Regions from separate parts of the Mus musculus genome. Here region 2 is linked to region 1. Evidence: chromatin loops called from intact Hi-C (ENCODE). Cell type or tissue: left cerebral cortex. All regions are shown on one strand. Links, peaks and the distances in the headings refer to the core of each region. The heading gives the core; the rest is flanking DNA. Region 1 holds the start of 5830416I19Rik (RIKEN cDNA 5830416I19 gene). Region 2 holds the start of Rell1 (RELT-like 1).

Region 1 (8,333 bases), core at 286-8,285:
CACACGAAGGCGCACTACCATCACTCTTGGAGAAGTGGTGAAAGATGACTGGGTGGGACGTCTCCAGGTTGCCGCTTGTACTGTCAACCGTGCTGTATAGACCGAACAGCTTGCTGTCTTGGCCTACTGGCCACGGCTTAAAAAAATAAAAAAATAAAAAGTTATGTCGGCTGACTAAAGGCTCAGGAATCCAGGTAGCTATAAAACAGGTTCATAGCTGAGGTGAGAACTCTGGAAGCAATGCTTTAAGGACCAAGGCAGGGGAGAGGTTAACAGTGTAAGCTGCACCTGAGGCTCCCTGGGGTCAAGAGGGGAGGAAGGGAAGGTAAGAAAGGCGCCTTCCCTTTCCTTCTTCCTTTTTAAAGAAACAAAGATTTTCTTTTTGGCTGTTTCGGCTGGTTGTATCTTTATTCATCATGACATCACAGGAAGACTGACCCGCAAGGATTTGGCATTCTAAAGGTTTCAGTGACAAAGGTGCATAATCCGAGCACATTGCAGTAACAGGTATTTACAAAGAGTTAAGGCATTCGAGGGAGGGCCAATTATTTCTCACTAATAGGTCAGGGAGAATGAAGCATTTGATCTTTCTGAGGGTTGGCATCGCATGAATGGCTCTGGGCGTGCTGACGGATGAATGGATGAACGATCTGTGCGAGAAAAACGCACCCAGCTGCAGGTACTGACTGGATGGATGGGTTGTGAAATTAGAACCATATGGGGGTGGGAGGTGGAGGTGAATTTTGGCTCAATGTGACAATGGACGTTTGAGAAGTTTCTAGAACCAAATAGCCAGTACGAGGTAAGGACTTGCGAAATGCCTGGTGAATGTGAAGGTGCTATTAGCTTAGCTTCAGAAATCTTGACAACTTTGCAAGCAGCAGTTATCTTCATAATTCTGACTAGGGTGTAAAAGTAAGTACTAAGCAAAAGGAGCAAGAATAGAGAGTGAGGGTCAGCGACCATGTCCCCTTCTTTAGCTGCTTCCGACCTTGTATTGCTGTGAATCAGAAGAACGAGTGTATGCGCTTACAATCGGGAGGTCAACCGTGTGAGACTCCTACACCCAGGGAAGACGAGTTGTCAGTAGGGCTGGCTCCTTCTCAAGGTTCAGAGAGAACCTGTTCTCTTGTCTCTTCCTTCTTCTTGAGTCAGACCCCATCTCCACCGTAAGCATCTCCTACACGACCAGTATGCCTCTCTTCCTGCAGCTCTCAAGCCCAAATCTTATTCCCTTCATGGCATGGCGATTCTCCTTTCTCTCTCTCTTGCCTGAGAATCCTAAAAGTCCCACCTCTGTCTCCCTGCCCAGCCATTGGTCGATGGCAACTTTATTTCCTAACCAAAGCCAACTGGGGGCAGGGACCCTCCGCGTCCTACATGCAGACGTGCGAATTCCCATGTAATTTTGGGAACCCAATTAACGTAATACAAGCAATACACCAAATCTACAACCCTGCATCTCCAGTTTTCTCCGCCTCCCTTCTTCAGGAGGCAAAGAGACCCTTCATATACCCAACACTGGGTCTGTCATTCTAGAAATATCTTTTCTCGCACTGTATCCTCACTACCTCTCTCGTGATAACAGGTTCAGCTAGGAACTAAGGATAAGAGCATCCTTACGAGATAAATGTATTCCATCTGGTTCCAAGGCACAACGAAACCCAGAGAATTCACAGAACTGACCAACATCACGTAGTTGGAAAGGACAGAACTGTGTCTAGACTTCTGTGTCTGTGACTGCTTATGACATAGAACCACAGAGTACATTTTTACTGCCAGTGGATTAACATTCAAATTTCTTGCTACTTATTTTCAAAAGTAGAGCAGTCATAACGTTTGTTTGTTTTTCTTGGAAAATAACCACAGGAAAACCCAACAGTGACAGAGCTTTTTAACTTTGAGTGTGGCCCTTGCTTTTTGTTTCGTATGCCTGAAAGAGTCCCCTGGAGAGCCACCCAAGCCCTGCTGCATGTGACATGGCTCAGAGCCAGGCAGCAATCCTGCTCTTCCCACCCGGAGCCCTTGGCCGGTGGCCAGCCTGCAGCTCCGTACTCATACCCACTGTATTGTCTGCCGGGCTGGTCATGTGAAGGGATGACTGATTTAAGGACATGAACGCCATGATTCATAGGAGGGGGGGAGAGGGAGAGAGAGAGAGAGAGAGAGAGAGAACATTAGCTCACACACCAGTAGCCACTCTCAGCACTGACCCGTGTTAAGAAGAAGTGGTGCCGGTCAGACAATAGGAGAAGACCTACATCCTCTCTTTGAACTGACTGTGGCTCTGAGATTACAGGGCTTGGCCAGGAGAAGGATTTTGAGGCAATAAAGCAAAGAGCCTCTGGATAAGTCATATGCCAGGGCACAAAACATAAGTGGCTCTTTGACCTCAGTCAGCCTCCGATAGTCTCTTACAGTGGCTAAGAACTTTAGGTAGGTTTGAGTCATACAGCTACCACCACACATATTGTTGTAGCCAACGACTACATCTACTTCAAAGGATTCAGTGCTTTAACACAGGTACAAATCAGCACGGGACCCAATCATGGTAACTTCTACACCAGTGTGAGTTAGCAGGATTCTTAGGAGAGATGCAGATACAGTTACCTGGAAACGGAGTCGCCATTTCTCCATCTTCTTTCAACCCTGAGGATAGAAAGCGTTCCTACATTATCCTATACTGCCTCTGCCATTCTAGAAATAACCCTGCACCCCCACTCACCTCCCTCCCCGAACAGCGAGCTCATCCAACACGAAGCTGGCGAAGCTGGCGCGCACACCGGCTCTGACACATACCTCCCGGCAGAATAATGGGTGGCACTGAGAGTGCTTGTTCAGACCAAAGCAGAGCGGGTGAAACAAGGAAGTCGCAAAGTGTTGTGGTTTAAAACGGATAGACAGATAGACGTTTACAGTTTAGGATTACCGCCAGCGAGTACAGGGCCACGGGAGGAGACTCTCAGCCTTCAGACTATTTCTCTAACAAGGTGCTTGTCCATCCATCCCCCCCACACTTCCCCAACCTTCCCCAGCCTACCCTCCCCCGCCCCAGATAAAAGTGTCATGTGCCAAGACATGATCTCTTTAGATAACATTTTATTTATTCTTTTTATTACATTTCTTTGTTTTGTGTTCGGATGTGGGAGTGGCATATGAAAACCATCATGGGGGCTGGGATAGCAGAGACCACTCTGGAAAACGGTGTAGACCAAACTGAGACAGATGGGGAATCCCACAATCCCCTCTCAACGTCCAGCTTCCAAAGAAGGCCTGACTTCTTCAAGGTACACAGAACCTTTTAAAACTACCATCCAGTAACTGAGCCTTCACACATGCAGGTCGTTCATACTTTCAACCCAAGCCTTTCAGCCACTTTCTCTCTTCATTCTAACAAAAATAAGTAAGTAAATAATAAATAAATTCAAGAAATCAGCCCCCCACCAAGTTTTTCTTGATCAAAATGCCTCAAAAAGAGGAGGCTGTCTCTAACCCAGAAGTGTAATTTGACGCCTGTCTGCAGCAGTCTTCTGTGCTGATTAGCATGGACATAAATATTCATGTGCTGATTCATGAGGAGGAGGTGGCAACGAAGAAAGCATCAATAATTGTTGATTGTTATTAGCCATAAGTGGGGCTAGCAGAATGAGCTTATTATCCCCCAAGAAATGACATTAATGTTGGTTTCACACACACACAAACACATACACACACACACAGAGACTGCAACATGCATAGGAGACAAAGCCTAGATTGCACACATATAACGAGTCTTTCTTTTGCCATCTGTTCTTGAATTTTTTATTTAAAAATCTCTGACACATGAGTATTTGTGATGGAGGAAGTTGGCAACCACTTTGCACTCATTCTCCAAGGGGCCTGGAGGCCAGAGCATCCCACCAGCAGCTGCATGGTGCAGAGGTGGGCTGCCACTGGCACTTCTGTCTCCACACAATGGGAAACATTGTCCCTCTGTTCAGGTTGGAGATGTCTTTGGAGACCTATTATCCCGGGAACAAATAGAATGATACAATATATCCGTTGTGTTTGACAAATAAGGGAATAGGTACCACTGAGAGTCTAAACTGTCCTTAGTGTATTTGTTAGGATAAAGGGCAAGCTGCTATAATGCAGACTGTTTTTAAAAGTTCAGTGGCTTCAGAGAGATACCTTTGCTCTTTTCAAACAAGCCAGGCCTTCCATGTTGGCAGGATGGCTCTAATGCACGTGCTTCCTCTGGGATCTGGTTTCCCCTCCCTCCTGGAGTTGGTGTGTTAGCGATGTATGTGGTTGACAGAAGTATTTAATGGTGGCCTAGTATGTCTGAAGTGCTTGGACAGCATCCTCGATCTTCTCTGACAAACTATAACCTTGTCAAACTTAAGAAACATATAGAGCAGACACATTAAAGGAAATGGGCAGACTCATGTGACCATGGTGACAGACAGTTGTTTTCTATTGCCACCGACACCCAGACAATGTGTTAGGAATTGCAGCTAGCAAGGCTTCTTTGTCCAAAAGAAGAGGAGATTGGAATCTCTTGAGATTGTGTGTCAGTCTATGAAACCGAGTCTGATGGTTTTAGAAAACACATACGAGCCAAGTGTTCAGAGACATGGGCAAGTGGGCATCTCGTGCAAAGGGCGTTGTGCCTTGTTATTGAACTCTTGCTAAGAGACATTCAATGACAAACTTCATATAAACATTTTTAGGATATTTCTTAAGTTTGGCAAGGTTATGGTTTGTCAGAGAAGAGCGAGGATGTTGTCCAAGCACTTCAGACACACTAGGCCACCGTCTGTGAGGAATGTGGCATCCTTTAAATACTTTGATGAGGGCTGGAGAGATGGCTCAGTGGTTAAGAGCACTGACTGCTCTTCCGAAGGTCCAGAGTTCAAATCCCAGCAACCACATGGTGGCTTACAACCATCCTTAATGAGATCTGATGCCTTCTTCTGGGGTGTCTGAAGACAGCTACAATGTACCTACATATAATAAATAAATAAAATTTAAAAAATACTTTGATGAGAAAGTATTTGTAAGTGTTGCAGGGACATTCTTTCCTTCTCCCTCTCTCTTTGTGTCTCTCTCTCACATCTATAACTTTCAAGACATCTTCCCATTGACACGATTTTACCTCTGAAGAAGGTACTCTTCTTAGCTAATAGAATAAAATGGCTCTCTCTAAAATAATCAAAGTTGAGCCAAATGTTTTTCCAAGGGGAAAAGCAATTTCCTTTGGTGAAGATGGGGTGGAGGGGAGGGATGGGTGGAGGATGTGATAGATTCAGTCTCCATTAGTAAGAACACAGTTACTCAGCAAATGCCCACCTGCAAGGAATGCTGGGGAATGTAGTCTTTGACTGCCAGGTCTATGCCTAAACAAACAAACAAAAAAATTTTCCCATGAGAGAAAGAGAAAGCAATAAACGAATCTGGTTCCTCCCTTAAGTGATCCAGTGAAATTCCTTCTTGTTTTCTGCCACTCTTCATCAGAGATGCTATTTGTATTTCAAAAGTTTCCCCGAGCATAGTGAGACATTTCAGACAGACCAACATCTTAATATCCTTCCCCACTCCTCAAAGGAACTATTGCCTCATAGCTGACAGGGCCAATCAAATCCTGCCAGGAATGTCTGTCTCTCTTGAACACTGACTCCTTCTTGCCATGAAGCAGGTGTGGCAGCCGTGGGTTTTGAACTTGCCAGTTGGGCTGCCTATGTATAGCTTACGTCGAGAATGGGTCCATTGTTGACTGATCAGCTGCGAGCATCCTGTCAATTCTTGCGCACAGACAGCTCAGATCCTGCGCAGCATTAGGTGAGTTGGGAATTAGATCAAAATAATAGTCGTGATTGTGTGCCCCATTGTAACCATGGTTCGTGCGTACTGCTTTGTGTACCTTGATTTTCTATCTTCAAATATGTGTTATTAGGCTATTTCTTAGGCTTGCTCCCAAATAAATGACCTTGCATTTGACATTATTCAGGAAGGAGCCCAAAATATATAATATAATATAACAGGCAGCAAAGAGTAATCAGTATTTGCTCACTGGGTCTAGATAGAGATCTGTGGAATATGTAAGAGCCCACTTTCGCAATGCAATGGAGTTCTTATGACAATAGGGGGCACAATCATTGGCACTGTGGCACTGATACCTGGCTTTAGTCATCTCCTATTTTCTGTATCAGATTGATGGTTTCCTGGGTGTCATGAAATCCCTAAGCCTTTCTGCGTATTCCAATTGGCCTGACTAGAGATGGTGCCACTGCAAAACATCCCTGCCTGTATGGGCAGAGGCCATCCGAGCTCCCCTGGATCCACACAACAGCCTCTGAATGGATCCAGTACTCCTGGACATGTGGGATCCATCTGTCCAGCAGCCATTTCCTTGGCCAGACAAGCTGGGTTATTGGACATACTCAAGTCTGCTTAGAGTAGCCCAATATCTCTGACCTGTGTCACCTAACTCCCCAAGTAAGTCTCTCCCTTATTACTGAGCTTCTTAGGAATCGTGTGATCATCTGTTTTTTAGGTCCTAGGCCAGAGTTTTATTCTCCCACCTAGAGGCCTTGCTTGGACTAAAAATGTTCCCTTCAGTCATCTCATAAATACCGCTTGGCTGGTAGAGGAAGGCTTTGTACAGTGCAGCCAGGGCCAGGGTCATGGTTTCTGGGTAGAAGCTAAGCTGGATTTTAGTCCTCCAGTATGCCATGCTTCTGTGTAGTTTTCACTCTGCACACTTCACACAGCAGCCCTTTCTGGACCTGTGTCATCATTGCTGGCTCGCACTGCATAGTGAGCTTGAACACGACCTGGAGGTATTTATTCAGCCTCCTTGAGTCTGCTTTCCTCATCACTAACATAGCGCTTTGCAGAAGTCATTACCTCATGGGAGTTTTATGGAAATGAAGTGGTCAGAAGATATAGATCAAGTGCTCTGTGGTCAGACTGTCACGTGTTGAAATCCCGGCTCTGTCATTTGCTAAGGGGTGTGGCTTTGAGCAGGTTACTAAGTCCTTTGAATGTCAGGTGTCTCATCTAGGGAGAGTAATGCTTACTCCCCAGGAGGAGGAAGATTAGATAAGGTGACAGATCTGAAATGCGAAACCAAGGCAACCTGGCTCAGATCCCCCTTCCGTCAAGTTCAGTTCTTAGTGCGCTTTGCTTTCATGCGTAGCCCCTAGTGTAACTCTTGACACAATGGGAGATCAAAAATGGCAGCTCCTCATTGATACACAAAGGGATACAGAGTGAATTGAAGCGGGGTGTTCAGTTCTGAGAGAGCATGGGTCTCTTTGTCTGCATGACACCCTTGCTCCCACTTCACAAGGCCAGGAAGACCTCTCAAGCCTTTACCTCAGCTGTCCTTGGGACCTACATGAGCCATCCAGTGCTCTGCTCCAAGCAACTTCCTCAGAAATGAGCTAGGACTACATCTCCACTTGGAGTCACCTTCACCTTCACTTGTAACACCTGTAACACCAAACTGAAGCGGAGTTGAACAATACACAAGAGGGCAGAGCCCTGGTGCCATTGCTGGAATACCAAGTCCAGCTATACCTGAAGTTGCCTCTGCATGTGAAATTCCTGGCTACACGGAGGGGGGGTTCCCCCTGACTGAAAGCTATTTGAGCTAAACTTCTCTCATCTGCAATGAAAAGGACCATTTCAGCATTCTGCACACAAACATAGCTGTAAAGTAATAATGACTGAATGTCTAATGAGTAGCAGTAGCAATACTTTGCCCAGTAGACAAATGTTACAGAGATTTACAGGGGACCAAGCCCTGTTTTAGGTGGCTTACCTGGAGTAGTTCATTTATGCCTTGGAGTTGATGAGGTAGCCACACTGCTGCTCCTTGCAAAATGACAAATTTGAGGACCATGTTTCAGTTGTTCATTTCCAAGGAGACAATGGACCACTCAAATAGTCTGTCTTATGGGGTTCAAGTCATACTAACATTTTCTATCAAAGTTTTTTTTCTTCTTTATTATAAATAAACGGCAGTCAAAGCCAGTTAATTTAAGAAAATAATGATCAGCCTATATAATCCTTCTAGTGTCTGGCTAGAAAGACTTTCCTGTTCTTGCTGGCTTACTTGCCTCATATGACTTTTGGTGACATTTGGCTGCTCACAGATCAAATATCCACTTCAAGGACAAAGACACAGGACCATCGGGGGGAAAAAATGAAGCAGGGTCTAAAGCTTATTCTAAAAGGCACATTTCTAGGCTGGCTTGTGCTATTATGCTCTCAAAGGTGACATTTGGGGAACACTCATTACAGTATGCTGTTTTTAAAAACACCAATTAGATTGTGTATATGCAAAC
Region 2 (8,333 bases), core at 91-8,090, 74 kb after region 1:
TTGCAGCTATGGAAACAGTTCAAGAAGCCCACTTTAAACAGGCAGTGACAAAGTAAGAGGAAGAGACTTTTTATTGGAAGAGCTGAGAGACCAGTGTCGTGCATTTCAGAAGCAGAGCTGTGTGTGTGCAGGTTGGAAGCCCAGGATGAGGTGAGTGGTTCTGTATCCTGGTTGGGCCAGGCAACAGCTATGTTCCTCAGGTAGATACTGTGTGTTTCTTGAATTTGGAATTGCTGCAGCTTCGATGCGAGACTCTCTAGGATACTTCCCCGAATCAAACACTGTTGTGAGAATTTAGGGAAATGAACACAGGAAAGAAAAAGCGTTCTCCACAGATTCCTGGCAAGTCCATGAGATGAACTAATGAAGGCGGTTGATACAACTATTTCTAGACTTAATTTTGTTGTTAAAAAACAAACAACTGAGACCACTTAGTTTTGTGATGCCAATTTTTTTTCCCATTTTTATTAGGTATTTAGCTCATTTACATTTCCAATGCTATACCAAAAGTCCCCCATACCCGCCCACCCCCACCGCCCACCCCCACTCCCCTACCCACCCATTGTGATGCCAATTTTATGCCATCGGGAGAAATACAACCTTTTGCAAGACAGAAGGAAACTCTGCAACATGTATGTCTTTGCATTTAAAATAAAGCAGTATGATTTTAGATACCTACTGATGAACATTCTTCTTCAAGTAAAGAAATCTATAAGATTTAGGCCTTGGGCCTGGAGAGTTTGGCAGTCAAGAACACTTGTTGTTCATGCAGAGGACCTGAATCAGTTCCAGCATCCAGGTACCCGCAGCTCACAGCCAGCCATAACCCATTTCTAGTGCGGGGGATCCATTACTTCTCTGGCCTCCACAGGCCACACCAGCCACGTGATGCGTGCATGTGCGCATGCGCGCACACACACACACACACACACACACACACACACACACACACACACAGACATACAGACACACACAGACAAATAAGAAAATTTAATTAAAAAAAAAAAGTCAGGACCTGGAAGCACAACTTCAATTTCATTTTATTTATTTCCTCTCTTCTAGTCTTTTTTTTTTTTTTTTTTTTTTTTTTTTTTTGGTTTTTCGAGACAGGGTTTCTCTGCATAGCCCTGGCTGTCCTGGAACTCACTCTGTAGACCAGGCTGGCCTCGAACTCAGAAATCTGCCTGCTTCTGCCTCCCAAGTGCTGGGATTAAAGGCAAGCACTACCACCGGCCGGCTAGTCTTTTTTTTTTTTTTTTAATGTCCTTTCTTCCTCCCTCCATTACCCCTTTCCTAAAAGTTATTCAAATGCATGAATATGGATTTGTGTAAAAATGAGTAAGACAATTATAGAGTGCTTAACGTTATTGGGAGTCTTGGAAGGGGAATGTCAGAGTCTCAGCTTCCAACCTAAGGTCACAGCAGGTATGAGTTATCAAACATGACTCCTAACCCTGTCATGCCCAAAGTGAGAGGTCTGGGGGTGGCTAATGGGGCTTACCCCTTGTTGCAAGTATTGTATTGCAAGCTTATTTCTATAGAGCACAATTCAAATATGAAAATTTAATGAATAATTAAAAATTAGGGGCTGGAGAGATGGCTCAGTGGTTAAGAGCACTGACTGCTCTTCCAGTGGTCCTGAGTTCAAATCCCAGCAACCACATGGTGGCTCACAACCATCTGTAATAGGATCTGATGCCCTCTCCTGGAGTGTCTGTAGACAGCTACAGTGTACTAGTATATATTAAATAAATAATATTTAAAAATAAAAATAGAAAATAAAAGGAGAGGATTTATTCAGAATTCCATTACTTTATCAAAGAAATTACTGTTTTTTTAAATAGTAAATTCAACCTCTGAGGGAGAAAAGTGTTTTACATTTTGAATAGACACCTTATAACTGTGTGATCACATGCTTTAAGAAGCCTTGAGAAGAGGTTTGACGGTGTGGTGTGTTCTTGGAATTCTTGGGGGTGTTTGACAAACAGTCCTGCATGCATTTAGATGAGCACATATTAACTGTAGAAAGTAGCGGCCTTTTATACAACATTTCCAAACACATGTATAATTTCCTTTGGCCACATTCCCCTCTACCAGCCTGGTTCCTTTCTACTCTCATATCCTCCTTTTCTTTGAATGTAGATTCCATATGAGAGAAAAATGCAACGTTTGGTTTTCTTATTATTATTTTGTCTTCTCAGTGTCACTTTGCTTAACACAATGGTCTCCAGTTCCATCCACACTTCATGCAAACAACACAAATTTGTTCTTAGTTCGGGAAATGCAATAAAAACAAAGTCGTCCTCCTCTCACTCCAAGGCTTAAATAAGACAAATCTCTGTTTAAAAAAATCATAAAGAAGTTCCTTAGCAGAAATTCAAGTTCCTCCAGGGTCAGCACTTCTTGAAATCAAAAATGTGCTCAGGGTGGCCTCCCTGCTGAAAACTGCACCCTGCTTACAAGCTTTGTCACTTTAAACTAGTCAATTGCTTAATGGTGTGAGGTTGACCTCTGACCATTCAGAGTGAGGCGCAGGACCCCTTTTGTTTAGGAATAAAAACCCTGCAGGGCAGCCACTGGGTGTGCTTGCCAGCTTGATCTGGCCTGGCTTCATACCCTTCTGCTGAGGCAAAACTTTTGGTGTTGCCAAAATGCTTTGGATTGTGTGCATTTCCCTGGGACCCCAGACCCCTTTCCGGCACTTAGCTCAGTATTTCCAATGAGTGATGCAGCTGGTTTGGTGACTGTTGATAATTTGTCCTTCAGTTTCTAAGCCCAGGATTCTCTCCTCTAATAGTTAGATAACCACATGAATGTTTGTTCTATTGCTTACTTTGTAGGGTTTACTATTGCTGTGATGAAACACTGTGACCAAAACAACTTGTGAGAGTGTCTTAGTCACTGTTCTATTGTTGTGGAGAGACACCATGACCATAGCAACTCTTATAAAGGACAACAATTTATTGGGGCTGGCTACCGTTCAGAGTTTTAGTTCATTGTCATCATGGCTGGAAGCATGGTGGCATGCAAACACCCGTGGAGAGGCAGCTGAGCGTTCAGATCCTCAGGCAGCCTTAAACCAGTATGCCTGGCTTGAGCTTCTGAGATATCAAAGCCCAATCCCCAGGGACTTACTTCCTCCATCAAGGCCACACCTCCTAATAGTGTCACTCTCTGGGGACAAGCATTCAAACACAGGAGTCTATGGGAGCCAGTCCTATTCAAACCACCACAGGGAGGAAAGGGCTTGTTTGGCTTACACTTCCACGTTGCTGTTTAATTATCAGAGGAAACAAACCGGGAACTCAAGCAGGGTAGGAGCCTGGAGGCAGGAGTTGGCCCCCAGACCGTGGAAGGGTGCTGCTTATTGGCTTTGTTCCTCGTGGCTTGGACAGTCTGCTTTCTTACAGAAACCACAATCGGCTGGGCCCTCCCCCATCAATCACTCATTAAGAAAAATGCCCTACAGACTTGCCTACAACCTGATCTTATGGAGATATTTTTTTCCAATTGAGGTTCTCAGACAAATCTCTAGTTTGTGTTGAGTTGACAAACAAAACAAAACAAAACAAAAAAAAAACTGGCCAGCACAATGTCTTTCCTCTGCATTCTTTCTCAGACCTTTCCCTTTGATACATTTGTCAGACTACAGGATGTGCCACAAATTGTGCATAGGATCCATAGTTCCTGTCTTTGACTCAAAGGGCAGGGCCTCCAACCTTCAGCTTCTCTCCCTGGTAATTCTCACATCATTGCTATTTGTAACAGAAGGGTGGAGGGTGTTAGAGAGGAGAAATAACTCCCCCTTGAGCATTAGAGGCCACCAGTCAGTTTACAGAAGGGGCTGAAGACCCACCCTCCATTCAGCTCACATCTGTCAGGACTGGGCTTTAAGGACCTTGTGTGGAGTCTCCACGGATTAGTTAAAACGAGGCTATTGGTTAGTTAAAAGGAAGCTAGTCAGAAAAAGGTACATTCCCCTTTAACAACTACTTCTGCCCTCTTAGTGCATGCTGTCCTTGAGCCAGGAGCTGAGATTAAACCTGCAAGCAAACACTGGAGATACATGGATCATGGTGGCCCAGGTCATGCAGACTTCATGAGCTCACTTCCTGGCCGGTGACATGGGGATAATACTCACCTTACCGAGCTGATGTGAGGATATGAAGACAGAAGTGACTGGAAAGTTGAAGAATTGTTCCAGGGGAGTGTTTGCAAGATGATTAAAACAAAACCCAGTCCAACGCAAGCAAACAACCAGTGTGTGGGGACGTGTTCCTCAATAGAAGTAGCTTAGACAGAATGGGATGGGGACAATTAAAAAAGTTTTTTTTTTTTAATTTATTCTCCTTAATGTTTAAACGATCAACCATGACTTTGAACGTAGCATTCCTTCCTAGACCACTAACGAAGGTTAATTAACTGGGTAAAGACTCCGATTGAGAAAAAAAAAAAAAACATCGCGCCATTCTGAAACTGCTGGTCCTGTCTGCTCTCCATCCTGGGCTTCCTGGCCTAACCTCTGCCTTCCTCTTCCCGCATCTGACTAGTCCCAGGACCCAGGAGAAGGGAGTAACCCGCCCCAGCCTGAGGCTCCCGCGCAGACCCGCCACTTGGCTGGGCAGGGTTAGCCCGCCCAGCAGAGGAGGCGGAGAGGGTCAGCAGTGGGCGGGGCTCGGGGTGGGGCCACGGCTTGGGCGCGCGGCTGACGCGACCCAAGGGTTTAGAGGGGAAGCGGGAGTGACAGGAGAGGCGCGGCCTGGACTCGGGGGCGGGGTCATGCGTGCGGAGGCGGGTCCAGGCTTCAAGGGACCGGGGCGCGGCGATCAGGGGCGGGGCTTCCGTGCGGTGGGCGGGGTCCTGGCGGGTCCAGGCTGAGCGGGTAGGGGCTCGCGGGGGCCGAGCTCCTGCATTCAATCCACCCGGCAGCCCTCGAGCTGCACCGTCTACCCCGACCCGGGACGCCGCGGCCGGGGCGAGGAGGGCAGAGGGACGCGGCGATGGCTCTGTGGGGACTCCCGGGGTCCGCTGTGCTTGCTGCTTCAGTGTTCGTGGGAGGCGCTGTGAGTTCGCCGCTGGTGGCCGCCGGTGAGTGCTTTGGTCCTGGTCGGGACGCCTGGTGAGTTGGGTCTGCGCACGGAAGGGAGCCAGGGGCTCGACGAGTCGGTCGAGCCCACAACCCCGCCGCGCCCTGAGTTGCGCGCGCCCTGCTGTGCTACCGGATCTGGCTCTGAACATCTGGGTGTCCCGGGGTGGCCCGGGCAGGGTGCGGCGCGCAGCGCGGCTCCAGTCCTTCCCCACCCGCCTGCCGGGGTCCCGCCTTCCCTCCCCGCCGCTTCTAAAAAACGGCGGGACCCCAACTCGGATTCTTCAGGATGTCGCTTTCCTGGGATGCCTTCTCCCTAGCCGTGGACCCCTTTCTACTGTCCTGGTCCTCAGAGGCCTCACCAGGCGAATATCTTGACACCCGGGATAGGGTTCTGCTTTCCAGCCTCCTTCCTCGCTTTATTTTCTTCTTTCCTTTTCATTATGTTAAAGCCTTGAAAGTGCCAGTCTTTGCAGGTGGTTATGGATTCTTTTAGTAAGTCGGGAATTTCTCACTCCTTCCCATACATGCTGGATAAATTAGGCCGGGAAAGAGGAAAGACATCTATAATGTATACTGCTTTTTCTTTGTATCAAATCCTGTCATCACAAAAGGAACCTCTGTGGTCGGGGTGGAAGCCACCAAGCCGAGACGCTGAGTGCTGTCTTCAACTACAAGCCATCAGCGGGAGTTTCTAACTGAAATCTAAGAGGTCTACCTTTTACTTAAGGACGCCTTTGCCTTGTGCTCCTGTTTTTATAAGGCACACACCAGGGATTCTTAATAATTGTTTCCCCCTCTTAATTGCCACCTCGCTGCAGTACTTAAAAAAAAAAAGTTAAGCCTTCCTGGCCGTTTGGGGTTACCACAGGCTGATTCTTACGTCAGCAGGCTCTGCCAAGCTTGCCTTCAGGGGTGGCTCCTCTTCAGGCCCAAATAATAAGCAGCTGGAAGGCTTCCAACGGTGACTGTCTTCTCTATAAAATATACGTGCTGCTCTTCTTTTTGGAGAATGTTCTAGTCACTCGGAGCTTTGGAGCCTGCTTCTCATTTGTCCTTTACTTTTTCATGGGCATCAGAACGAGCTAGCAAGGGAACAGGATAGATAGACGATGTGTCTCCTGGGTATTTATTAGCAGATCCGCATTTCCTTCAGCCATCTACCCAGGGGAAAGGGAAGCTGGTGACTCGTTCTATTGGATGGGAGATTTTCCCGTGCATCCTGGGCTTCTTTCCCGAGACTTGTAACTACAACATAGTTTCAACGTAGATTGGAGACTGCAGGTAGTAAGTGGTATCACTTGTTGCAGAGTTTGGAACAATAACAGAAAAGATGAACCTGGGAGCAAGATTGTTACAGTTTAGTAAGTGAGGCATGTAACCAGCCATCATCAGGAGAAATCCATTCCTAGAGTGGGTTTTTGTTTTGCTGGGTTTCTGAACAACATCCGGGTGTCAGGCCTGCAATGTGACTGAAGAAAGTTCTACGGAGTGGTGCTATTAGTAACCTTTTATGAGTGAAAGTTAGTGCTTAAAAAGAATGAAGTACCTAAGGTGGAGAGGATAGAACTTCCAGTTTGTTGGCTGGCTTAGGGCCTGTATCAAGAGATGAGCCTGGAACATCTGGCAGCTGATCTCTTTGGACTCCAAGTCCAGAAGTAGGAAGAAGGAGATGGCATCTGATAGAGACAGCCTGCCGTGTGCTTTAGCTGGGTGCTTCATGTGTATTTTAAAACTTATTCCTCATGACCCAAGATGTGTTTATTCTCTGTAGATCAACTGAGGCCTGTCATTACATAGGCACTGTATCAGTAAGCATTGGTTGGGTGGGGTGGGAGGTAGGGGGAAGGGAGAGGGGGGTGGGGGGTGGGGGGATAAATACAGCCTGTTTGGTTTTAAATTCATCATCTTTCTACTGTCCCCCATGCTTCCCAGAGAAAATAGAGGATAGGTCAGCCTCAGCAACCTGACTTAAATTGTAAGGTAGTTAGTTCTAAGATGCCCAAACATCACATCAGGAGTATGTAGTCATCTGAGCCATACAGTGGAGAACCGACAGAGAGCTTCTCAGAGGGTGGGTGGCAGTCTCTATCACTTCCTTTTTTTTTTTTTTTTTCTTTGAGACAGGTTTTCTCTGTGTATCCCTGGCAGTCCTGGAACTCACTCTGTAGACCAGATTGGCCTCGAACTCAGAAATCCGCCTGGCTCTGTCTCCCAAGTGCTGGGACTAAAGGCATGCGCCACCACTGCCAGGGCTTCACTTCCTTTACTGTAAGCCATCTAGACAGTGGCATTAGAAGCTACTTTGCAAGTAACAGAGCTGCTTTTCCAGGTCCTGCCTTATTTATGTCCTTGAGTTCTCTGGTGACTTGTCCTCCTTGGTCTCCGTTTCTTACCTCTCCTGTCACTGGGCACAGCCCTTGAGTAGAGAGATGGGAAAACAGTTCCAGGGTTGGAGCTGTGAGGGATGCACAGTCCCTGGGCTCTGTGGGCATCCAGCCAGCCTCAGATTCCTCATTTAGATGTTGAAGATATGTTTGATTAAACTCTGGGTTCTCTTTTGGCTGGACAGCTGCTTAGCTGAATGTCCACATAGTTCATAGACATTGGGTGCAGTGTTTTGGAAAAAAAAAAATACTGTTTAGAGCTTTGGACTTCATGCTTACTCCAAATTCAAAGAGGAAATGAAAAATATCACCAGTGGCTGACATTTCTTTATCTCCTCTGTGCATTTTTTTCTAATCCTTCAGAAAAGAATGAGGGAATTTTGGGAAGACTTGGATTTGAATGTGAGAAGCCACAGTCCAGGTGATTCAAACAGCGAACTTTGATTTTTTTTTTTTTTTTTTACTTTAAAAAAAATAATGTGGCTTTGATGTTTTAGTCTTATTGCATACTGGACCATTTTAATTATAGCATTTAGAAGGATGCACATTAAAAATACTGTTATTGAAAACAATTTGGTCTAAGTTTGAAGGCCTAAAATCAAAAGTTGGCATCATGATGACACAGTGGCGTCTGGGCTTTGGGTGTTCAGTGGCAGGACACTCACCCTGCCTGCCTGCTTCCTCTCATGTTCAGGAGTGCCTGGCTTCAGTCCCCAGCACTACCAAAAGCCAATAAACCAACCAACCAACCAACCAACCAACAAACAAATGAATAAAAAGAAAAAGTAAAGAAAAAGAAACAAAAGCAAATTGTCATTAGTTAAAACAGTCTCTTAAGAGTTGTCCAGTAATCCTTGTGG

Evidence for each region. Hi-C counts contacts between places; a loop is a spot of excess contacts. Peaks named below come from ENCODE experiments on the same cell type or tissue, not always from the same donor. Only the 100,000 strongest peaks of a DNase experiment are listed, where the experiment ranks them.
Region 2: it touches region 1 in a loop (2.0-fold over the local background); 3 of 42 quality-filtered maps call a loop at or near these places.

Annotation. Positions count from the first base shown.
Region 1 is chr5:64,039,465-64,047,797 of GRCm38, reverse strand. 5830416I19Rik (RIKEN cDNA 5830416I19 gene) reads right to left here and starts at 2,825. Exons shown (of 3, transcript NR_045384.1): 1 at 2,800-2,825; 2 at 2,611-2,649; 3 at 1-136. In left cerebral cortex, for the core only: no CTCF peak of the experiment used is centred there; DNase peaks (open chromatin) are centred at 2,757, 3,300, 3,574, 3,786 and 1 more place; H3K27ac peaks cover 1,611 bases.
Region 2 is chr5:63,965,401-63,973,733 of GRCm38, reverse strand. Rell1 (RELT-like 1) reads left to right here and starts at 4,837. Exons shown (of 7, transcript NM_145923.4): 1 at 4,837-5,088. The coding sequence starts at 5,001. In left cerebral cortex, for the core only: a CTCF peak has its summit at 5,056; DNase peaks (open chromatin) are centred at 5,726, 5,985, 7,371, 7,557 and 1 more place; H3K4me3 peaks cover 2,471 bases; H3K27ac peaks cover 1,484 bases.